Linked DNA regions of Mus musculus: all the other regions are linked to region 2. The links are chromatin loops, found by intact Hi-C in ENCODE. Cell type or tissue: heart. All regions are shown on one strand. Links, peaks and the distances in the headings refer to the core of each region. The heading gives the core; the rest is flanking DNA. Region 1 holds the start of Fads2 (fatty acid desaturase 2). Region 2 holds the start of Fads3 (fatty acid desaturase 3). Region 3 holds the start of Fads1 (fatty acid desaturase 1). Region 4 overlaps Fads1 (fatty acid desaturase 1).

Region 1 (5,906 bases), core at 283-5,282, 61 kb after region 2:
TCTGGGGGGACCAGCAGGAAATGACTAAAGATATAGAAAAATAAGAAGAGGGAGATGGAGAGAGGAAGGTAAGGCTGCAGCGAGTGCTGCCAGCAGATCCCGACTATGACTGAACACCACCTGACCAGGATTTCTGAGCCTCAGGACAGGACAGCGGCAAGGCTAACCTGGGAATTAAATGAGATAGTATATACCAATCTCATGGGTTTGTGAACTGCAAAACTCACACTGTTTATTTTCAGCAATGGAATCTCACTAGGGTACCAGGCTGGCCTCAAAACTTAGGATTCAAATAATCCTCTTGCTCCAGTCTTCTGCGTATCTGGGACTCTGAGCACATGCCACTTAGGTGGCTTTTAGTACAAGTGAGGCCAGGGTCTGACTACAGAAGGATCAAGTAACAACAGCTCCATCCTTCTAGAGAAGAAGTGAGCACTTCTGAGGTTTTTTTTTTTTTTCTTCCTTCAGGAACAGAAAATTCTTGACTGATATCCTAGATTGACCTCAAAATGGGCCTCCTTGGCTTCTGGCCTCACCTTCCAGCCTCTTGTCAGCATATCACAGATATCCTTTGAGTGGTAACAAATGAAAGGGCTCTAGGGATCCAGCCTCTATCTGCTGAACAGTCCGTCCCCAAACCTGACAGTCCATTCTCATCACCCTTCTCAAGAAGGCAAGACCCCTAAGCGGCAAAGTTCCCTGAGAAACAGCCTGGGGAGGGGTCCCCACATCTCGTGGAGCTCCCTTTGAAGATCTCCTAGTTGTCCAAGGCCTTCTGCCAATCTGATCTCAGTTTAAGAAGAAACAGGGGGATGCCAAAGAAAACCTCACGGCTCTTTCTACACTGATCTCCAACTCTGTCTCCATCAAGTGTGTTTTGTGTCTTATTTGGGAAGACAGTAAGCTTTCATGTCGTGTCATCAAATGAGCTTGCTCCGTTTCTCTGCGAGTACTTTACATGCTAGCTGTTTTGTTCCTCTCATGTCTGTCTGGGGCTCACTGTTTACAGCAAGCTTTGCCACACTCATCTTATTGGAATAGATGAGGGATTGGGGGTGGCGGTGTGTGTGTGTGTGTGTGTGTGTGTGTGTGTGTGTGTGTGTGTGTCCACTAAGTGATTCTCTGCAACAAGCCCAGGGATCACATCTGCGGCCTACCCTGACTCCCACCTTACCTTTCTTATCATGGGACAATTAACATCCCAGACACCAGACTCAGAACCAATGAAAATGACACAGGAAATGTGGAAGAGGACATAAGGCTTTCAGAACATAAGAGCAAGCCATCCAGGTATCTGCTGGGTTAGATCTGAACATAGACATTTGGAGAAAACTGAGTCAGGGAAACCCTAAGAATTTCCAAAACAAGGATGAAATACGTCTGGCTTCTTAAATAAACTATAAAGTTCAAGGCTGTTGTTGGGCTGAGCTTCCACACAAGAAAACCCACTTATCACACAATATGGAATAATCGGATCAAACCAATCACATTTGTTGTTTTACTTTTTAGGAAACTTTTTGGTAAGAGCCTGGAAAGGGGAGGAGTCGTCTGCAATTCACCTACAGATTCATGCACACACCAGCACCCGAAACAGTGGAAAGATCCCCCAGATAGGGGCTGGGAAGTTTTCTCCCTGGGAAACCAAGGTCTTCTCTGGTTGTGAGGCGGTCCAAGAGAGCTAGGACACTCAAGGAATGTGAAAAGCTTACACTCTCCTAAGGTCTGGTTAGCATCGCCAGCCCCATGGGCATAATTAAGCAGGCTCCACAAGCAAGGAAAATAGTCTTTAGGCAGTATGAATGTGGCCAGTTCTCTCCTCAATCTGGAGTAAGATTGCATCCTGTTCACCAAAGCCTCCAGTCCATTGATTAGGGTATGGCTACCTAGGCTGATCTCAAAAAGAAAAGACATGGAAGGTAAGAATTGAAACTATCAAACTTGCACAAGAAAAGCCCACACTCAAGTCAGCATCCTGGACTTTGATGTGGAGTGCGGTCTGATAAGTTTATCCCTCTTCTCAGCCTCCTCCCACTCGTCTTTCCCAAGCTCTCTCCAGCTACATCTTTTCCTCTGCTTTCAGCCCACCAAGAAAGGTGCCAAGAAAGGTCTGGCTTTCCTCTTTGACTTTGTTTCTCCTCTTACCCACCTGACTACACAATCACTTTATGGTTGGGGGTGGGGCCAGGCACGGTATGGGGTACTGTGCAATATAGGATAGCCTCCGTTCCACAGAGGTCTCAGAGACTTCAACAACCTCCATGAGTGCAAGAGGGGAAGGGTGATCCTGGCAGGATCTAAAAACAGAGGGCCATTGAGTTGAATGTCCGATAGTAACCCCAGAGGCAGATGGACCTGTTGCCAAGCCAGTCTTAGATTCACCTTCTAGATCCCCTGCGGACCTGAATTTTGCAAAATCCAGCCCGTTCGCCTTCCACCAATTCCCCACCAGGATTTCCCAGAAGGCTGGCACTTGGAGTGAGTCGGGATAATCCTCGGGAGCGTGGGAATCTGAACTACTAGGAAGTCTCTGTCGGGCAGCCATTGTGGACCTTCTTAGACAGGAGTCCAAGCAGGAGCGAGTCCTGGCCAGGAACCAGCTTTCCTTCTCCGCCCCCTGGTCTGGCAGGAGAGTCCCACATATGGCTGCCCGCTCTCAGGCTCCTCTCCCCGGCGCCCAAGGGTGGCCATCTTCCACTTGGGGAGCGCCGAACACGAAGGCTGGAGCGCCCCCTTTGGAGAGTCCCAGGCTCCGGCTGGAACAGCGCGCAGTATGCGCTGTGAACATGCACCGGGCACAGTTTACCACTGATGGGACTTCCACAGAGGTGCTAAGGCCTGGCGTCCAAAAGGCTCGGCCAAAGTCTGCCCAGTTGACCCAGAGGAGAACGATTCCAGGAGGGAGGTGAGGGCAGTTGGTACACTTTCTTTCCCTGCTGAACGTCCTGCGCTCCTTTAAGAACCGGGGATCTGTTTGGCGCCCAGGGACCCCGGGCTCCTGACACCAGCCTGCAGCAGACAAGAGTGGCTGGCACCCCCAGACTCTTACCGTAGCATCTTCTCCCGAATAGTGTCCGATGACACGGTGGCCCCCCGGGTGCCGCTGGGACCATTTGGTAACGTTGTAGACCTTGCGGTCGATGACGAGCCACCGGTCGGTGCGCAGGTTGTGCTTCTGAATCTCCTCCCAACGGAAGGTGGGCATCGGAGCCTGGCGCTCGGTGCTCCCCTCTCCCTGGTTACCTCCCTTCCCCATGCTGCCAGTCTACCCGGATGCCCCGTGCGCTACGGCCTCCGGGCGCCCGCGGCTCGCAACACCGACGGTCCCTCTCCTGGCCGCAGTGTGCGGTCGGCGCCCTCCTCGCTTTCGGCTTTTGTCTTCTACTCCTCCTCCCACCGTGCCTCCTCCCCTCGCTTTCGCTCCTCCTCGCCTTCACTAGCTAGCCAGTACCCCTGCCTTCCCTCAGGAGTACCCCTGGCTTCCCAGTGCCCCCAAGCGGTCCCCTTCCTCCGCCCACCCTAGGCCCGCCTGCTGTGGACTTTTGCCTCCGGTGAAAACTCCAGGATAGCTCAGGGCCTCGCTGCCTCCTCCCCCCACCCCTCTGGCTCCCCCCGTTCCCGGCTCCGCATCCTCCCGAGTTCCCCGCCACCCGGGTTTCCACAGTGATCAGCAGAGCGCCTGCACCAATCAGGGCTCGTCGCCCCGCCTGCCATTGGCCCAGGAGGATCTTTCGAAGGCCAGCGGGCTGGAGCGGCGGGTCCGCGGCTTCCCCCTCCCTCGCGCCCGCCCGCATGGAGTTAAGCCCTGCTGGGCGGTCGGCGACGTGTCTGACCTCCTCCTCCTCCCTTCGCTGCCTGGAGCCGGGGAAGCGGGAGTAGATCTCTGAGAAGCTGGGAGGGGAGAGCGGGGGGCGGGGGGGGGGGCGGGGGCGGCAGCTGGGCTTTTCTTTGCGCGCTTCAGAGCGCCAACGCGCTCGGCCGGGGATTTGCACCTGATGCTCGCACAAAGGAGGCGCAGCGGTTATGGTGAACAACGCTCGGCCTCCGGCTAAACAAGGCCCCCTCCTGGGCTGTCATGACTAGGTGATATTTCTGCCTGGCTAGATGGGACTCAAGTCTCCTGTATCTCACATTGTCTAAGAGATCCATATTGTTTATTGCTTTCCTGAAACCTTCCTAGAGAAAGGAGCCAGGAGTGGGTCTCTGTTTAACCAGGGCTCTGAATCCTTTCAACTTGGTCATCTTGGAAAAGAACGGTGGAATCTCTGCTTTCTTCCTCGTGCTAAGTGCCGCGGGAGTGGCTTCTGGGGAGGGTGCCAGGATAAACTGGACACCTTTCTTGTCTTCGACTGAGAAAGAGTTCACAAGCCTGGTTGGGAAACATGAAAGCAATAAAAGCCCGCGATTGATTTGACAGTAGTACACCACTTGCAGGCAAGAGAGACACTGATACCAAGGGAGTATAGTAGGAAGAAAGGCCCTATTCGCTAAAGTCTCACCACAATCCTATGATATTGTTATAGCTAACTTCAAAATGAAGAGTCTGAGGGTAAGAGAGATAAAATGGTCAAGACATACATGCTTAGCTAGTGGCCCTGTTTGGCCTCTTCCATGACCCTTTCAAGACTTTGGGCTCCCTAGCTCCACATGACACTGGTCCAAAGGAAGTACCTGGTGCAGGGGGTAATACATTCCCATAGTCCCTCCCATCGTATACTCCTCTCATTCTGTCCTGGCATCCATCAGGAGCAGCCTTTCTTCATTCCACAAACTCCAGACTCAAGGAGTGTTGAGTGAAGCTTTTCCGGCTTAGAGGAGAGGAAACAAACATCCAAACAGATGTTCGTTTGGCCTGCCCAAAAGATAGAAGTGAGTGAAGTAGGTGTGCTGGTCGTGTCCATACTGTCATCCATCAGAAACCTGAGGCAGGATATTGCCATGAGTTCAAGGCTGGCCTGGGACACGACTATGCATAAGGAGCAAGACTGTTGTCTTTTGTGCATGTTAACGATGGAATATAATAAAGTCAAGAAAGCTGTTTTGTATTTGTTTGTTTGTTTGTTTGTTTGTTTTTCAAAAGATGGATTATCACAATACACAGATAACTTTAATGATAATTTTTTTAGAGTTTTAAAGCTCAGAGGGATGACTGACAGCTGACAGGGAACCCCAATAAGTGCTTCACAGCAGAAGCTTGGAAGGCCGAGAAAAGACCAAGTGAGAAGGCCCCAAGAATGGGCTACAGCGGACTCCCAATGAAGACAGGAGTAAACGGACAGCCCAACCAGGGCTGCTGTGAGTAGAGTTCAAGTTGGTAACATTCCCACTTGCTTAAAGACAATGGAGATGAGCATTAGAAACCCACCAATCAAGGGTGTACCACGGTGGGACCTGCGATATGCAAAGAGAACAGCAGGCTTGGGGCTGCACCAACCAAAAGAATAGTCACCAAATGTACTAGGCCCTGAGCTAGATTGCCGGAGTGGTGGTGCACACATAAAATTCTAGACTCAAGAGGTAAAGTCAGGGTGACCCAAAATTCAAATTTATCTTTGCTACAGAGTAGGTTCAAGGTGAGCTCTTGAGACCGTGTCTGGAACAAGGAAGGGAAGGGGGTGAGAGGAAGGGTTGAAGAGATGGTAGGGTGTATCAAGAAGCAATCCATGGATTGCTGTTTCAGAGGACCCGAGTTTGATTTCCAGCACCCATGTTGGCTGGCTCACAAGTGCCTGTAATTGCAGCTCCGAGGGATTCAACACCCTCTTCTGGCCTCCTTGGGTACTCACATGCACACACCCACACACAAGCGCACATCATTAAAATAGTTTCTATGTTTTTGTTTTCCCAAAGAAAGAAAACTACAGAGGCAGCTTAAGGCCAGAAAGGGATGCAGGCAAAGTCAAGGGAAA
Region 2 (5,906 bases), core at 286-5,285:
CACTGGAGAACACAAAGAGGTCCTGAGGTTGGGTTTATTTACCTCAGTGGTAGAGGCTTGCCTAGCAAGTACAAGGCCCTAGCTGGTTCAGTCTCCTGCTCCAGGAAAAAAAAAGTCACAAAGGGGTCCTAAGTGTCTGGAACCTGTAGTATTAACCTACCTCTTGGTGGTTTTTTGTTGGTTGGTTGGTTGGTTGGTTGGTTTTTGTGTTTTTATACTGAACACTTTCAGTGAATGTAGGTTTTTCACCTCTTTAATTGATGCAGAAGGGTGTGAGTGTAGATCAGTGCTAGAGTGCTTAATTCAAGGTCTGAGGTTTGGTCCCAGAACCACACACACAAAACAAAAGAAACAGAGACTGGGATCGAATTGTAACCTAGGTTCCTCTGCTGTACCCTGGAAGTAGCTCAGGGCTTCGACTCTTGGGGGTGACTTGAGAGGTTAACTGCCACACCAGATGTTCTTAAATTTTCTAGATAACCCATTTGGGTTTGAAGTCTTGGCACATAGAAATCATCTGAGCTCTCCTTGGCTAGTCCTGAGTCTGGCTTCTAGGCATGGAGGTATTAAACCTGACTAAGCACATTTACCTGGTGCAGGACCCTGAGATGTCTCACTTTACCATCTTGGTGCAGCACCTGAGATATCTCACTTCACCATCTGCCAAACCTGCCCTGATTTGAATCCTGCCAGGGCTGTGACCTTGGAGCAAGTTGCTTTTCTCAGTTATGAATTGGGATTATTATTCTTCCCACACAGACACAAACAATCTTCCCTCATTCACTCATTCATACAATGCATGCATTTGGTGTTTGTGAGCTGTGCATGTGTGAATGCACATGTGCCATGGTTCACAAGGCAGAAGACAACTCTTATATTGTCTTGGTCCTCATCTTCCCCCTTGTTTGAGGAAGTCTCTCTCATTGACCCTTGAAGCATAGGTCAGGCTAGCTTCTGGGAACTGTGCCATCTCTGCCTCCCACCTTCCCACTAGGAGCATAGGGATTACAGGCATGGACTACCGGATCAAGCTTTATAAGATTTCTGCAGTTCTGGACTCAGGTCATCAGACTTTCACAGGAGGTGCTTTACCCACGAAGCAATCTCTGCCATACTTATTTTTTAAAAAAATAAAAACCTAACATGTAATCTTACACATTTTAAAGTGTAGAATTATACTTGTGCTAGGCACATTCATACTGCCATGAAACCAAGCTACAAACATTTTGCATCTTGCAAAACAAACACTATGCCCATTGACTAATTCCCTATTTCTCCTGCCCCTAGACTGTGGACATCAGCATTCCACCTTCTGCCTCCGTGAATCTGATTCCTCTAGAGATTTGCTGTAAATGGAAGCAGCATACTCATCTTCTAGTGACTGGCTTGTTTCACTTAATGCAATGTCAATATCCATCCATGTTGTAAGATGACAGGATTTCCTTTTAAGACTTGGTAATATTCTGATGTATGTGTAACAGCCCACTGTGTTTATCCATTAATTGGAGACACACACGGGTTACTGGTACCTGTTAATGTATATGCAAATATCTCTTGGAGACCCTGCATAGAGTCCTTTGAATAAATTACCGTTAGTAAATTTGCTCATATATTAGGGATTTTTTTTGTTCTTGTTTTTGTATTTTTAGAGGACCCTCCGTACTTTTTCCATGATGGCTATACCATTTTATAGTTCTACCAACAATACTCCAGGGTTCCAACTTTTCTGCCTCCTGGCCAAAATTGTTTTACTGGTTTTGGTAGTAACTATTCTAAGAGACATGAGGTATTTGCTCCCTGGACTTTGATCTGTGTCCTGAGTAGTGCTTTACAGTCTTCTCACCTTCACTGCACATTTCTGTGTGTCCTGCTCTTACCAAGGGTCTGTGTTCCACCATAGTTGCCGATAGGCTTGTCGTTGCTGGCCTAAATAGTTTCAAATAGCCTTTACATAATCCTGTGGTGCCCATGGCCTCTGCCCCTCCTTTCTCAGAAGAGTTGTACCCCGGACTAATAACCAAGCTCATGATAAGGTCTGTGACTCAAGCCAAACCCTAGAGCTCTGACTTGTGCCCCCCCCCCTTTTTTTTTTGTGCTTTTGCTGCCTGAGCTCCAGGACTGCTCTTTCTTGGTGGCTTCAGAGCTTTTTCCTAAAGCCACTGCTTGCATATCCAGCTTGTTGAGCCTCCCTGGCACTGTACAAACATATCTTGGCTCCAGGACAGTAGCTGGTGGCTCTGTAGGGGGTGGTGATTTCAAGGCATCCAACCAGAGGCCTGGGTGGAAGCTTACAACAGTAAAGAATCCAGCTGGGACAGAGGTAAGGGGCTGTATTCAAGGCATTCCAGGGGACTCTCAAACCTCAAGCTCGCCCCCTGCCCCAAAGCACTTCATTTGGCTGGCTTCCCTCTGCCTCCTACACTCGCACACCCTGGCAGTGATCCAATGGCAGCTCAGGAATGTCGAGTGATGCCTCTCCCTTTCCAAGTGGTCTGAGAGGCCTCAGCTGCCCAGCTTTGGGGATTTGGGGATGGACAATGGAGACTCAAGTTCCTCTGACTCCCTACAAGTTGCAAGTTCTCTGGGGTCAGAGATGGGGGGGGGGGGGAGAGAGAGAGAGACATCTAGAGATGACCCTAAGACCTACAGAGAACTAAAGTGGGAAGCTCTTTGTGTGGGAAGTGGAGAGAAGTTACTCATAGTTTATGCTTTATGGAAACACACATCTAGATACAGGTGGAAAGTCTACCACCTGTAGACTCCATGCTGGACTGAAATGGCCAGAGAAGGCAGCATAGTTAGGGCCTATCCTTGGTTTATCTCCCAAGTCTGCCCAGCCTCCACTTTGGTGTCCACCCCTAACTGCCTCCCATACCTGAGGCCAAGATCCCAGGGAAGGAGCCCTTGAATGGCTCTTGAGCCAGCCACATCTTACTGAGCGAGAGGTGTGAGAATGAATCAAGGCCACACCCTATGAGCATCCAAGTTTGGATACAATAGGTGTATTCCCTGGGAAGCATAGGCTTTCTCTATCCCAGTCCTCACTGTGACCATGTGGGGGCAGCAGTACCTGCCATCCTCTTTGGCCAGGGCTCCTGTATCCCCAGGTGTGAAGAAGAAAACATGTTCCAGGATTTTGAAGAGCCTTCATAGAAAGGGATTGAACAGCTCCTGTTTGTGGCAATATCTTGGGCTCGTTGGTCCTGGCTAAGCAAAGCAAGAGTTCCTCAAACTAGAGAGAACCAAGAGGCTCCTTTCTTCAAGCTCTGGTCTGCCTGTGATACACGTCATGGATTTTCCTTCTCTCTGAGTTCTGCAGCCTAAGATGGAACAGGAGTAGATTGGACATGTTCAGAAAAGAATTCTGGAAGTTTCCCAAATGTAAGACTGGACTGTGACACCCTCCTCACTCTCCATGGAGGCAGTGTGTACGTAGGCTGCCCCTGATGTCACCTCTCCTCATCTCACAGGTCCCAGGTATCTAACCAACATTCTTTAGAGTATTGCTCGCCTCTGCTTTCCTCCTTGTCCTGTGTATTTAGGCCTGTAATAGTTGCATCTGGAGTGAATGCTTTCAGCCTTTTTTAGTCTTATTGTTCCCTAAACAATGCAGTGAACAATTATTTATAGAGCATTTACATCACATTAGACATTATTAAGAATTCAGAGCTGACTTAAAGTGTATGAGGGGATATGTGAAGGTTACATGCATATACTGGTTTTTTGTAGGCAAGAAACACAGGTTGGTTTTGTTATCCACAGGGGTGCCTTAGAGGTCAGGTCACCTACAAATCCTTAGGTAGACCAAGAGGAAATGTTTGCACATTGGAAAAAATACACTTTAAGGTTCTGAAAAGATTTGCTCCCAACAAACAGGTCTGCCTCACCTTTCTGCCCTGAGTCACACTAGGGTGGTGTGCGGGAGTCTGTTTTAACTAGCCCTCAAGGAAATTCTGATGGACCTTCAAGTTTGCCAGTTGTGAAAGCTTTTAACTTTTAAGGAACTGATGTCTGTCTCAAAGAAACATCGTACAATTGGGAACGTAGTTACACTCTCAAGAGGATTTGAATTTAATAAGTCAAAAATGTGACACCATGAATGGGGAGAACTGGGAGGTGGTGACAAGCAAGCCACCCATTGCAGACTGGACCATTCTTTCATCTCCTGAACGGCAGACCTCCACGCAGCAGTGTCCTCTGCTCCTCCTCCAGTGGCCAACCTGGGCATCCCCAATCCTGCGTACAGCCAGGAGGAGAGGCCATCTGCTCCTGCAGATTGCTTTAGATGGCTTCCTCGCGTGGATATTGAGGGTTTACTGGGGGATGAGGTCCATTGTTTGGTGGCTGTTGACAGTCACCCCAAGGTAGTGTCCTCATTTCTAGCTACCTGGGATGCCTGGTTAAAGACCGGTGACGTCCCTAACTACATTTCTCAGCCTTTCAGGGCTCAGACTTGGGCTCATTTCGGGCCCCTGCGGGTGTGCCTGGGCGCAGCGGCCTGCAGGACTCCCGTGCGCGCTGGGTCCCCATCCCCCGCCTTCTCAGTTGAGCCGAGAGTCCGAGAAACTGGGGGGGGGGGGGGGCAGTGCCCCGGGGGCAGTGCCGGGCGTGGTGGCCCCAGGCCCTCGAGGGTGGGGCAAGCCCCTTCGCGACACCGCCCTCCCCGGGCAGCCAATAGATGTGGAGGCGCCGCGCCTGGATTGGAGCGAGAGCGGGACTGGCCAGCGCGGGGGCCGGGACGAGGGGCGGGCGAGGCGAGCGCTGTCAGCGCGGTTATAAGGGAGGGAAAAGTTCCCTGCGCGGAGAGCCGGGCAGGCGCACGCTCTTACGGCGGCCGCAGCGGCAGGGCGGGGCCGGTGGGGCGGGCGGAGGAAGACCCCTGATTGCCACCTCGCCTCCCTCAGTGTCTCTCTTAGACCTTGGTCACGTACCGGGGTCCGGAGGACTTGTGTACAGCGGCAATGGGCGGTGTCGGGGAGCCCGGAGGGGGACCCGGGCCGCGGGAGGGGCCCGCACCGCTGGGGGCGCCCCTACCCATCTTCCGCTGGGAGCAGATCCGCCAGCATGACCTACCAGGCGACAAGTGGCTGGTCATCGAGCGCCGTGTCTACGACATCAGCCGCTGGGCACAGCGGCACCCAGGGGGTAGCCGCCTCATCGGCCACCACGGTGCGGAGGACGCCACGGTAAGCTAACCCACAGCCGGCGGGGTGGAGCCTGGCACTAGCGGTGGAGAGGGAGACGTTGTTCATAGGCTTGGCGTCTCATTCCACCTGCGGACCTTAGCATCCTTTTTGCTCTTTCTGACCTTTGACCCCTTCCCTGGCTCCAGAGTTGAGATGGAGCCTGAGGGAAGGAGGTCTCTTTCTTTCACGGAGGATGGGCTGTTTGGGTCAGTCTGTGGAATAAATAGATCTCAGGGAAGAATGGGCCCCCAGAGGTGGGTGTGCCGTGAGGGGCAGATTCTGCCCCAGGTAAGTACCCTCACTGTTGTACTGAGGGTTTCTTTTCTGCTCTGAGTGTCACAGACTATTTTCTGGTGCTTCCAAGAGCCTGGGGCAGGGCTGGGTCCCTAGCGATAGGGACGTGCCATCAGAAACTGGGGGCTGGGCAGCAGAGCTTGGGCAGGGCCTGGAGGTCTGTGGCTTATCCAGCACTTGTGTAGACTGTTCTGAGGGCCAGTGACTCACCTCTGCTGGGCTGGCAGCTACACGTGGGAAGACTTTGCCAGGCTGGGTGGGCCTCCACGGGAAGCACAGTCACCCCAGTCACCGACTAGCCCCTGGGGACTCTGGCTTCCCATTCTCAGTCCGTGTCTAGACAAGAAGGGATGGAACTGGCCTGAAGGACTATCTGGCTAGAGCCCAGTGGTGAAGCAATTTCCCAGACCCTTCCTCCTTCAGTCC
Region 3 (5,906 bases), core at 638-5,637, 140 kb after region 2:
ATGTATGTACCTGGTGGCTGTGGGGATCAGAGAAGCATGTCAGATTCCCTTGGAACTATAGTTAAAGATGTTTGTGAGCCACTGTGTGGGTGCTGGAAACCAAACCCTGGTCCTCTACAAGAGTAACAAGTGCTCTGAACTGCTGAACCGTCTCCCAAGCCTCGGGGTCATGTTATCCTATGTAGGTTTACAGATAAAGTGAACTCATGGTATAAAATATTTCAGCAAAAAAAAAAAAAATCCGGGGGCTGGTGAGATGGCTCAGTGGGTAAGAGCACCCGACTGCTCTTCCAAAGGTCGGAAGTTCAAATCCCAGCAACCACATGGTGGCTCACAACCATCCGTAACAAGATCTGACTCCCTCTTCTGGAGTGTCTGAGGACAGCTACAGTGTACTTACATATAATAAATAAATAAATAAATAAATCTTTAAAAAAAAAAAAAATCCATGATGATGGCTAGCATTTTAACATACCATCTTTGTAAGCCATGACGATGGTGACTCTTCATCAGTATTGACTTGATGGATCACCCTCGCCCAGGGGACACACCTCTGGGGGTGTCCGTGAAGGGTTTCCCAGAGAGGACTGCCAGAAGAGGGAAGGACTGCTCTGAAAGTAAGTGGCACAATTCTATGGGATCCTGAACTCAAGTGGGTAAAGGAGAAAGGCATCGGAATGTGAGCAGTCCTCTTATCTGTCTCCTGGCTTGCCTGAATGTGAGCAAGCTCGGAATGCCACAGCTGGTGCCATGGCTTCTGCCTATGCTATGCCCATGCCTACCCTCGCACTAGGAGCCGTATTAAACCCTCCTTCTTAAGCTGCACCTTGTCAGTATTTTGGCACAGCTGGGAAAAAGCAGCTAATACAGCAATCTAAGCATTAATTGTTCAAAACATGTGATAAAGGGACAGCAAGGCCGCTTAGCAGGTAAAGGTACTTCCTAGAAGCCTGATGACCTGAGTTTAGTCCCCAACACCCACATGATAGAAGGAGAGAATAGACTCCCGCAGGTTTGTCTTCTGATATCTACATATAGGCTGTGGCATGTATGGTTTTTTTCCACTGACACACACAGGTAAATACTCTAAATAAATAAATAAATAAATAAATAAATAAATAAAATTAAAAGATTTTAAGTAGTAAGATATAAGATAAATTTTTCATATAAAATTAATACTTCTTATGCCAGAATGGTTTAGCACCATTATCAAGAACGGGAAACTGAGGCTGAGGAATGTCCGTGCAGACAGTTTAGTTCTCACACTTAGCCAGAGCAAGAGCGAAACTCCAAGGAGAATAGAGATGTTTTGTTCCCAGTAAAGTTCCCTATTGCAGAAAGACCCACAATACACAGAATTGTTAGAGAACAGGCTCTGTGCCACAGTTGGCAAACGGCGCTCTAAAGAAGCTCATGCTTCCAGAAATAGAGATTGCTAGATTCACCAGTCTACACACTGCTGGTGTAACCACTGCTGAGGCTGTCACACAAACTTCACGATTGATTGCGTCCTACTGTCTCCTGACAATTAAGGCCACTAAACCTGTATAATTCTAATTAATATAGTGAAACACAGTGGTGCTTGCCTATGATTACAGCACTTGGGAGGCCAAAGCAGGGCGATCATTGCAACTTCGAAGCTAATCTGTTCATCACAGTGAGTTCCAGATCAGCCAGGGCTACTGCTTCCAGGGACAAAAATAACAACAAAACACAATACGAAACTAAGATCACTAGAAATAGAAAATGCTAAAGCTAATTGCAAATGTTAAACTACATACAAAGAAGGCAAGGCTGGCCTTTCTTCGTTTTATTTTTGTTTTAAAATCGTTTTTAAAATTGCATTTATTTATTTATTTACGTGTGTGTGTGTGTGTGTGTGCTGCCATGAATTGCAGGCAATGTAGGCTAGAAGAAAAACTTGTGGAAGTCAGTACTCTCCTTCCATCTTGTGGGTCCCAGGGATCCATTTCAGGTCACTGGGTTTTGCATCAGGCAACTGTTCCTCCTGAACCATAGAGCTATCATTAGTATTGTTATCATCATCATCATCACCACCACCATCATCATCATCATCACATTTTAGTTAGTGCATGTGTGTGTGTGCATGCGTGCATGTGTTAATTGTGTGTGTGTGTTCCTAAGTACTATATTCTTGTAAGTCAAAAGTGACGGCCAATCATAGCAGACAAGACTTCTGTTAGCGTTGGGCTATCACGTGAGCAAAAGCCTGGAACTGTAGCCAATCAGTCTCTTTCTTTATGTTAGTCCTCTTTCTTTCCACACATGCTAACTGCCCACCTTGCTAGGAAGGGGGATCTCTGAACGGCTACTGGGTCAGGATGCTGTTTTGTTTGCTAAAGCCACTGTGTTTAATTTGTCACGTGTTTCCTAGGGGCAGGAAATTGACAGAACGTTTGCCTTAGCACAATCTGCTGTATGAAACAGAACGTGGAAAGCAGTGCCTGTAAACCCAGAACTCAGGAGAGTCAGAGGTTCAAGGTCATTCTCAGCTACACAGTGAGTCTGGGGCCGGCCTGAGCAACATGAGAACTGTTTTCTTTTCTATATGTTCACACCAAGCTTCTATGCGCCCTTGGGACCTCCGCCTTAGCTACATCAAGCTGTGACGCACTCAAAGGAACCGTTATCCTATCAATCCCTACCATGCTCAATAAAAAAATAAATAAATAAATTCCGAAGTGGAATAGCCTGGAGACCACTTTCAGGCCCCGCGAGGGGGCGCGTCTCTGCCGCTGGAAGTAGCCTGAGTCTCTCCGGGGAGTGGGGAGTCTGTCTTTGCTACCCGAGAGAGGCGGAGCTCGCGCCCCACGCCACTCGGCTCAGCCAATGGGAGCTCGCGCCGCGGGGCTCGGCGGTCCGCGCCAAGGGTGCTGAAAACCCTGCGCGCGAACGGCGGTCTCCGGGCGCGCGCTCGAGGCAGCCCGACGCTCCCCTAGTTCGCGAGCCTGGCGTGCGCTGCCCCGCGGCCCGGAGCGCGCACCTCTCAGACTCCAGCTTCCCCCGCCAAGCTTGCTATGGCTCCCGACCCGGTGCCGACCCCTGGCCCGGCCTCCGCCCAGCTCCGCCAAACGCGCTACTTTACTTGGGAGGAGGTGGCGCAGCGCTCCGGGCGGGAGAAGGAGCGATGGCTCGTGATCGACCGGAAGGTGTACAACATCAGCGACTTCAGCCGCCGCCACCCGGGGGGCTCCCGGGTCATCAGCCACTACGCGGGTCAGGATGCCACGGTGAGAGCGGACAATAGGCGCATCTGCACCTCGGGGAGGGACATTGGCGGGGAGAGAGGCCTTTGAACCCGGGATGCAAGCGCCTGAGAGACCGGAGCGGTAGACGGTGGCCGGAGACACGCACACTCAAACAAAGGGCTGGTTGCACATCCGTGCTTTGCCTCTGGAGTCTCAAGCATGGGTTGGATAGGAGGGAATGAGCTTTCCAGGCACCCGTTCAACGGTACTTGCAACCTCCGGTGGTGGGAGGAGGAGTCTGAGCAGAGAGTGGGAGTCGCGTCCTGTCTGCCAGGCTAGGAGGGTGAACACAGCCTTGTCTGACCTAGAGAACTGGCCCTAAGTTGGGATTCGGAGCGGAAAGGAAGTGGGAAAGGACTGCTTGCGCTAGGGATGACACTGAGGACCCGGTGCTTGGGCATCACCTGTACATTGTGAAGCCCGGAGGGTAGGGTAATGAACCTGAGCCGGTCCAAGACAGCTTGCAGTTGGAGTCGTAAAACTGTACTCGGATTCTTAGTGCGAGGTCACTTGGGCCAGGGAGGTCGACTATTGAGGGAATAGGGCTCCCGCGCGATTAGACACTTCGCGGGGTCGCGTCCCTTTTCCGTTGTAGCTTACTGAAGGAAGAGTCAGTACGAACCCCAGCTTCTGTCTAGTGGCCCTGTTTTCTCTTTTTAGACCATATCCTCCCTCAGAGGCGAGGGCCGGACTAGGAATGACTTAGGACAGAGCATTCTTTGACAGGATTGTCATCTGTTGGGTCTCTACATTTGGGTCCATCTCCCTTTTAACTACCTAATGCCATCCCTCCGACCTCTTACTCCTTGTCTGCCAGTCTAACGTGCTCCCGGGGTCCTCAGGGTTCCTATTAAGTTGCCCATGAAGTTAGAGGTGGAGGGCCTTAGCGACCAGGCTAGAAGGAGCCGGTTTCTAGAAGTAACCACCCAGAATCCAAACAGCAGTGCATTCCTATACCGGTTCATGAAAGGATGGAGCAGACCCGCTCCGTCTAGGCTTCCCATTCTGTGTGGCTTGGGGGCCTAGGATTTCATGGCAAGGACAGCGATTGGTCTGGATGTGTGGTGCCACTGACCACGGACTCCACCTCCGCTTACAGCTTTTTTTCCCTAAGGCCCTCCCACCCACCTTGTATAACCCATATTAACTATTCCGGAGCGGGAATGGTCAGAATGTTGAGGGAAATAGGGAACCCTGCCCAAAGGAGGAAGAAATGTGAAGAGTTCCCCAGCGCTGGCATAGGTAGGGAGTCTTCCTCACAACAGAAGCTGGCTAAGAAAGAAAGGGACATGTTGAAAGTACTGTAGGAACAAAAACCTCATAGCCCCACCTATTCCCGCAAGCTGCTTCTCTCCTGTGCTAAATTCCTACACCAAGTGTCTGTAGACATGAAGGCTAGCTTCGTCAGGTCCGTGTTTGTGGCATTCAGCGGAGTCTTTCCAGTCTTTGGTGTAGTGCCCTTTCAGTGGAAACCCAAATGCCAGGTGATCTGGGACTGACATCTGGAAGAACAGTAGGGAGGAGGGAGGAGGCCTTGCATCAGCATTGATGCAAACCTTGTTGACCTGGAGGATGGTCTTTGATGTGAGGCCCTTGGGAGCCTGGGAGACAGGGGTCCTCACTGTCTTCTCTCTGTATTTTTAGGATCCTTTTGTGGCATTCCACATCAACAAGGGTCTTGTGAGAAAGTATATGAACTCTCTTCTGATTGGAGAGCTGGCTCCGGAGCAACCCAGCTTTGAACCCACCAAGAATGTGAGAGGCCATGTTTGCTGTTTGGAGACTTAGTTGTGGAGGGAGAGGGGGCAAATGCCTGCATAGGATCACAGGTGACGGTTCTTGGGAGTCTTGAGTAGTCATGGGGTAATAAGCCCACTGGAGCTTGTTCCAGTGCTACTACCACCGATGCTCCCATCACCAGTCCTCCCACCAGTAGTGCTCTCATCATCAGTGCTCCCACCAGTAATGCTCCCATCACTAGTACTCCCATCACCAGTGCTTCCATCAGCAGAGCTCCCATCACTCGTATTCCTATCACCATTGCTCCCATCACCAATGCTCCCATCACCAGTGCTCCCATCACCAGTGCTCCCATCAGCAGTGCTCCCATCACTGACAGCAGACCTATTTACTGAGCATCATGTACCAATGTAAACTCATAAAATACTCTTCATATATGCACACATAAGAAAACACGCTCAGAGAGTTTAAGCTGCAGAGACCCAAAGTAAGTCTGTTTAGCTGCCGGACATGATGCCATTTATAGGAGCTTTTCCTATCCTCCTTCCCCATCAGGGTATCTTTGCCTAAGACTGTGGACTTCCCACAGCTACCTGCACGGGAGGTTCTCTTCAAGGGTTAGGGGTGCCACTGAGAAGAATTATAGCCCCCGTCTCCCACAGAAAGCGCTAACTGATGAATTCCGGGAGCTGCGGGCCACAGTAGAGCGAATGGGCCTCATGAAGGCCAACCACCTCTTCTTCCTGGTCTACCTGCTTCACATCCTGCTGCTGGATGTGGCTGCCTGGCTCACCCTTTGGATCTTTGGAACTTCCTTGGTGCCCTTCATCCTCTGTGCAGTACTGCTCAGTACAGTTCAGGTGAGAGTGGCTTTGCCTGGTTATTCTCAGAATTCCT
Region 4 (5,906 bases), core at 571-5,570, 160 kb after region 2:
TAACTTCTGACAAAGTGTGCCGGTCTAACAATAAAATAGGGTTTTGTAATCTTCTGGTTGGTAAAAGATATGTTCCGGAGAATATAGGAACATGCCCGGAGAGACCTAACCTGTATGTCCACTTTCATGCTCTTGTTCCCCAAACCCCTGGGCATTGTTGTCTGCTCAAGAGATTCTACTGGAAGCATGATGACCCACCTGTCTGGGAAGAGAAAACCTCAAGAAGGCAAAGTGCAGTGCGTGTTTGTGGTCAAGATGAGGGTGTTAAGGGATGTTGGAGTCTGGTGTAGAGACAGGCAGGTTGCAGAAAAGCACAGATCTTTGCCAGTGGTTGGCCCTGATTGAAAACCTGTTTGAAACAGACTGTGTAGGAAAAATCAGGATTAAAGAGTGCTGCCTTTATGGCTCCTTCTTCAGAATAGGTGCAGACCCCTCCCCGTGCCCGTTCCCTGCCACCCGGGGTAAGGAGGTGGCACTACCAGTCTGTCTAACCCACTCACTGGCTTTGACCTTCAACTGCCAGTCTGGGCAAATACCAGTGAGCTCTGTTGTACCAAGACCAGGTCTTCAGAGCATCTGAACCACTGTGGCCTTCTCTTCTCAGCCTTCACTGTGACACGGGGGACATTGAGTGACAAGCCTCAGAATGTTACAGAGGTAAAGTGAGGCATCTCAAATCCACTGACAGATAAGAAAACCGCGTTAGAGGGAAAGTCACCTCTGCTATTGTAGAAAGTGGCAGAATATCCAAACTTAACTCTAGCTTCCATGTCTGTCTTTATTACCTTCATCTTCCTACTTCCTGTCCCACCGGCATCTCACTTAATTGAGCCTAATGTCAGTATCTGTGTGTGCCAATGCTGTTACCACATCCTGGTGAAGCTAAAAAATAAAATTTAATTTGGACCAAAAGAATGTTGTTATTCATTTGAAATCCGCGCTGCTTGTCTGCACATGCCTACCCGATGCCCTGGTGCAGAGAAGGGGAGCTGCCTCAGCTGGTAAGGCACTTCCTATCCAAGCTGGTAAGGCACTTCCTATCCAAGTTCCGATCCCCAGGACCCATGTAAATGCCAGGGGTGGAGCTCTATAACCCAGCATTAGCAGAGGTGCATCCTTGGAGCTTGCTGGCCAACCACCTTCGGCAAATTGGTAGGCTTCAGGTTCAGTAAAAACTCAGGTGGCGTGATTAAGGGTTAAAGCAGACAGTTGCTGACCCTCTGGCCTTTTTGACATTCAAACATGCAGGAACATGTACCCACATAAATATACACAAGATCCCTGCTACTACTGCTAGGTCCCTTCCTACCTGTGAGCTCAGCTCCCTTGGGAACATGACTCACTGCCAGTTCCCTTGTATAACCTGGGCAGGACTGTGACTCCCATGTAAGGGTGGTCTGACAAGGCCAGGTTCATCCCAGTGCCCATCTGTAGAGACACTGTACTGCTGCGGTACTCCTGCCGGATCTCATAGATCTCACAGTTCAGTCTTCAACTTTCCATCTTGAATTATTTCTCCCTTCGTACCTATTTGGAATTTCAGCATGGTTTTAGCTATAAGTCTCTTTGCCAACACTGTCTCGATCAGACTGCAGAGCCATGCCTCTTAACTGCAACGCCTCTTAACTATTGAACTTCAGCTGAGTGAAACAGCAGAACATTCACAGGGCCAAGCACAAATCAGCACAATTAGAAAGGGCTACGAAGTTCAAATTTAAAAGCAAGCCAGACCTCTAAATGCTTGCCGACCACGGGATACAAGCCCCTAAAGGCCACTGCGCTCAGGCAGTGCAGCCTTGGCACTCAGCTCATTGCCACTGCACATTTAGAATCAAATTATGGAATGGTGGGGGGGGGGGGGGACAACTCAAATTTAATCTGGTAAAGTCAGTTCCACTCATCAACTGCGAGAGCAGAGAACAAAATAAGTGCTCTGCTCTCAGGATAAAACAGTGTCTACATTCACCCAAGACTTCTTTGGGAAACAGTATGAATTCAAGGCGGAATTTCTGGTCTGAGTTCCAGACCGGCCAGGGATACATAGTGAGACCCTGAGTGTATGTATGTGTGTGTTGGAGGCACAGCAGCTGGGGGTGCGAGGACAGATGACCAGGAAGGAAATTAAAAATCATTGTGCAAAGGCATGGCAGGTAAAAGATCCCTGAAAGCTGCCCTTTGACCTCCACACGCTCACCTGCCCCCACCGTATAGTGGAATTTAAAGGACTTGAAGGCCCATGCTATTAGTCTTCTACTCAAGCTGTTGTCAAGGCCTTTTCAAGTTAATTATGTGCTGTTAATAGCACAATTGTGAGATCAGAGCTCACAGGCTGGCTCCCCCACTAAGCTTTACTAGTTATAATGGCTTATCAACTTGACCATGTCTGGAAGCAACCAGAACCCGAGCAGCTGGCCCAGTCTGTGTGGAGGTAGAAAACTCACCCTAACTCTGGGCTACCCCTTCTAGTGGCAGCCCACACAAAAGGACATGGAGACTTTTGCTTCTTGCCCAGGCATCCTCTTGCTGAGACATCCCTTCTCTGGTATTAGAACCTACTTCTTCATGTAGATTGAAGATCAGTTGAGACATCCCTTGTGGACTAAACTACTGAATTCTTGACTTTCTTGTTGGATACCAATTGTTAGGCTATCGGGACCACACCCTGTAAGCCACTTTAGTGAATTTCCTTTTAACATATACATAGCTCATTCTCTGTTGTTCTCTGGGAAAACCTAAATGTATTAGTACTCAAAAACTTTCATTCTTCCCGGACACCTGAAATCTCAGTAAGAACAAGGCTTCTTTTATTTACCTACTTGTTTTATAGGTTTGTGGAGACAGGATTTGTGTAGCCCTGGCTGGATGTTATAAGATAGTTTATCTAAACTACAAGACTGTTCCAGGGGACTCCTTTATCTCACAGATGGTGGAACGTGTGAAATCCAGTCAAGCTATGCAAACTCCTAAGTACAAAAGGCTGGTGCCACCACAGCTGCTGTGGCCACCTTACATGGGCACAGCGCCACCTTGTGGTCAGTCCTAAACTAACCACTTGTTACCAGGGCAATCCCAGCCAGGCTGTAGGGGATTTTAGAGGGGGAAAGGAAACCATTATATTTATTCTACAGGAAACTAAGGCACTCAGGGTGTTTTCAAACATTCAGACACATTCTGGTCACTTTTATAATTTTATTGTTTTTTTTTTCTCTTCACATCTTTTAAAATAGAAATAGCCTATGAACAACAGTTTCTTCTCCCAAAACCTCAATTCAATTGATTGCCTCAGAAAGGCTGTCAGAACATCACTTGGAGGCACAGGTCAGTGGCACACTTAATGCCTTTGCCCTGGGGTCAATCCCCAACACTGGAGAGGGGAGAGACAAAAACAAAAAACTACAAATCAAAACTTAAACACTGCCATCTCACTCCCTGCACAACTACTGGACTCAGCAGGCAGCAAGTTCAAATTTCTGCCCACAAAAATCAGCTGGTCAGTACTAAATCTGTTGTCAGCCAGACTTCTCTCTGCTCGTCTCTTTGCAGTTCTTCCATCAGCGAATCCCAGGCTGATGGGCATCTTTCAGGGCACAGTGAAATTAGAAGGAGCAGTAGTCAGTCAGGTTCTAGTCACCTCTCCTCCACCAGCTGGCCAGCTGGGAAACTATCTCCAGCCTCGCTCCCGGCTTTATCTTCTTCTTCCTTAAGACATTGCTCGCAGTTGCACAGAACAATGACTACAGTGTCCATTAACCTGAGAAGTGGTTTGAGCCTGACATCTTTCCTGAGCTAAAAATGAGAAAAAGCAGAGCTACGGCCTTCCTGCCACAGGGTCAAGAGAGGGAAAGCTCTGAAGGGCAGCGCTGGGAAGCAATGAACTCTCCTCAAGACGAGGGACAAGAGGGATGTGCTGCAGCCGAGGGTACAAAACAGATAGACAGCCTGGGGTCAAGGACAGTGGAGGGGAAGGACAGGTTTATTTTCCCCTTCGGAACTTCCCCGCTCCCCCAGTCTTTGCTTTCTTCTTAGCAGGCCCCTTGGGTTCTGGCTCCTTGCGCTTAGCTGAGGAGAGTGAGCCTGTCACCTTGAAGAAATCATCGAGGCGTCCCTGGGTGCTGCCCTGGCGGCTCTTACTCAGCCGCTTGACCCCACTGCGAATTCGCTCTTCAGAAAACTGCTTTTCACCACACATAAATTTGACCAACTCTTCTTCATTTGGCTCGCTCCACTTCAGCTCCACAGACTCTGGGTCCAGTACTTCTGGCTCCAGGAAGAGCTGCTGGGCTTCCTTGTGGAGCCAGTTCTCTGGAACGGGGTACTTGCTGGGGTCCAGCCGCCTCACGATCTCCTCGATGCTCTTATGTTTCTGGATGAGATCCACAGCCCGCTTGGGCCCAATGCCACGGATGCTCTCGCAGTAGTCGCTACCCAGCAGGATGCACAGATCCACAAACTGCTCCTGGTTCAGACCCAGCTCCTGCAGGACGCGGCTCAGATGGAACTCTTGGATGGGCAGCTTCTTGGCCTCACTGGCAGTTAAGTGTCGCATTAGCACGGGGCTGCCAAAAGTGAGGCAGTCCATGTCCTCCGTGGCCGCAGCATAGACTTTGCCAGCCTTTGCCAGGGCAGCACAGCTGGCCTCTGCCTCGCTGGGTGCATCAAGGTAAGGGATGCCCATGAGGCTCAGCAGGTGTTTGCACTCATCATTGTGTTGCTTGGTGACCTTCACGAGCCTCTTGGTGAACTTCTCCACCTCCTCCTCCATCCCAGCCTCCTGAGCCTGCTGCAGTTGCTTCTCAGCCTCGGCGCGCCTCTCACTGCGCTTGGCCAGCTCGCCTGACTTCAGCTGTGGTGGTTTGCCATCAAAGACGTACACAGGCTTGATGCCATTCTCCATCATGCGGATGGTACGGTAGAACATGCCCATCAGGTGGCTGGTGGTCTCACCCTCCTCGTTCTGCAGCACATCCCCACCCTGACGAACAGCAATCAGGAACTGGTAGATGCTCATGGAGGCATCGATGGCCACTTTGCGACCAAAGTAGCTCTTGATGTCATTCTCACGGATGGCACTGGGGGCCACATCAGCAATTAGTTTGGCAAGGCCGTGAATTCCCATGGTAGCACAGGAGCAATGGCTAAAACAAAGAAAGAAGAGTAAGAGGAGGAACTTGGAGGATACAAAAGGAACAAAAGTTTTAAGTGGCAACATTCACCAGTCTCATGGTTCATCAAACTTAACATGAGACACAGCAGGACTCCAAGCCAGCAGAGCAGAAGAGGCAAAGGTGAACAAGATCCACCATTCTCAAGCAGGCCTCCTGACAATCAGAAGCTGTTCTGGGCGCTTCAAGGAATGAGATCTGGGATGTTCTTTTGTTTTTGTTTTTTTTTTTGGTTTTCCGAGACAGGGTTTCTTTGTGTAGCCCTGGCTGTCCTGAAACTCACTCTGTAGACCAGGCTGGCCTTGAATTCAGAAATCCGCCTGCCTCTGCCTCCTGAGTGCTGGGATTAAAGGCGTGCGCCACCACACCTGGCATGGGATGTTCTTGAATAACTTAAGGGCTCTGAATAACGCAATGGCACCATCTGTCACAGAGTGACTTCAACTTTAACCTGCATTAAGGATCACAGAAGACAGAGTGCTTGGCTCAGCTTGAAGGGCCCTGAGATCATCAAGGCAGACGTGAACCCTCAGGAGCAGGTAAGTACCAGCTATGCGAATATGACTATGTCTGATTTATTGCTTCTCCACAGATGTCTAACCGATGCAGCAGACCTGAGGGGTACACCTCTGCATAAGGACAGGTGGCCACCTCACTGCTGCTACTCTTCCCTTCCCATCTCCCTTAGCACTTGAGGGTGTTTTTATCAGGATGCCAGAGGAGTTTTAAGTCCTCCTCTTTGTA

Evidence for each region. Hi-C counts contacts between places; a loop is a spot of excess contacts. Peaks named below come from ENCODE experiments on the same cell type or tissue, not always from the same donor. Only the 100,000 strongest peaks of a DNase experiment are listed, where the experiment ranks them.
Region 1: a loop joins it to region 2, with 4 times the contacts of the local background. A loop is called at or near these places in 10 of 42 quality-filtered maps.
Region 3: a loop joins it to region 2, with 2.6 times the contacts of the local background. A loop is called at or near these places in 13 of 42 quality-filtered maps.
Region 4: it touches region 2 in a loop (2.9-fold over the local background); 14 of 42 quality-filtered maps call a loop at or near these places.

The regions. Positions count from the first base shown.
Region 1 is chr19:10,098,177-10,104,082 of GRCm38, forward strand. It overlaps Fads2 (fatty acid desaturase 2), which reads right to left and starts at 3,327. Exons shown (of 12, transcript NM_019699.2): 1 at 3,047-3,327. The coding sequence starts at 3,253. In heart, for the core only: a CTCF peak has its summit at 2,734; DNase peaks (open chromatin) are centred at 2,705 and 3,685; H3K4me3 peaks cover 3,235 bases; H3K27ac peaks cover 3,213 bases.
Region 2 is chr19:10,036,771-10,042,676 of GRCm38, forward strand. Fads3 (fatty acid desaturase 3) reads left to right here and starts at 4,778. Exons shown (of 12, transcript NM_021890.3): 1 at 4,778-5,186. The coding sequence starts at 4,962. It also overlaps a transcript of Rab3il1 not described here. In heart, for the core only: CTCF peaks have their summits at 3,059 and 4,997; DNase peaks (open chromatin) are centred at 1,970, 2,321, 2,952 and 4,641; H3K4me3 peaks cover 1,408 bases; H3K27ac peaks cover 2,578 bases.
Region 3 is chr19:10,180,014-10,185,919 of GRCm38, forward strand. Fads1 (fatty acid desaturase 1) reads left to right here and starts at 2,875. Exons shown (of 12, transcript NM_146094.2): 1 at 2,875-3,251; 2 at 4,914-5,024; 3 at 5,672-5,869. The coding sequence starts at 3,039. It also overlaps the pseudogene Gm50359. In heart, for the core only: a CTCF peak has its summit at 2,742; DNase peaks (open chromatin) are centred at 2,868, 3,458 and 4,316; H3K4me3 peaks cover 2,558 bases; H3K27ac peaks cover 2,762 bases.
Region 4 is chr19:10,195,963-10,201,868 of GRCm38, forward strand. It overlaps Fads1 (fatty acid desaturase 1), which reads left to right. Exons shown (of 12, transcript NM_146094.2): 12 at 1-912. Fen1 (flap structure specific endonuclease 1) reads right to left here. Exons shown (of 3, transcript NM_007999.6): 3 at 3,170-5,135. The coding sequence starts at 5,116. The coding sequence ends at 3,974. Among named protein-coding and RNA genes, the nearest start is that of Tmem258, 5.3 kb to the right of the region's middle. In heart, for the core only: a CTCF peak has its summit at 3,029 (motif pointing left); a DNase peak (open chromatin) is centred at 2,999.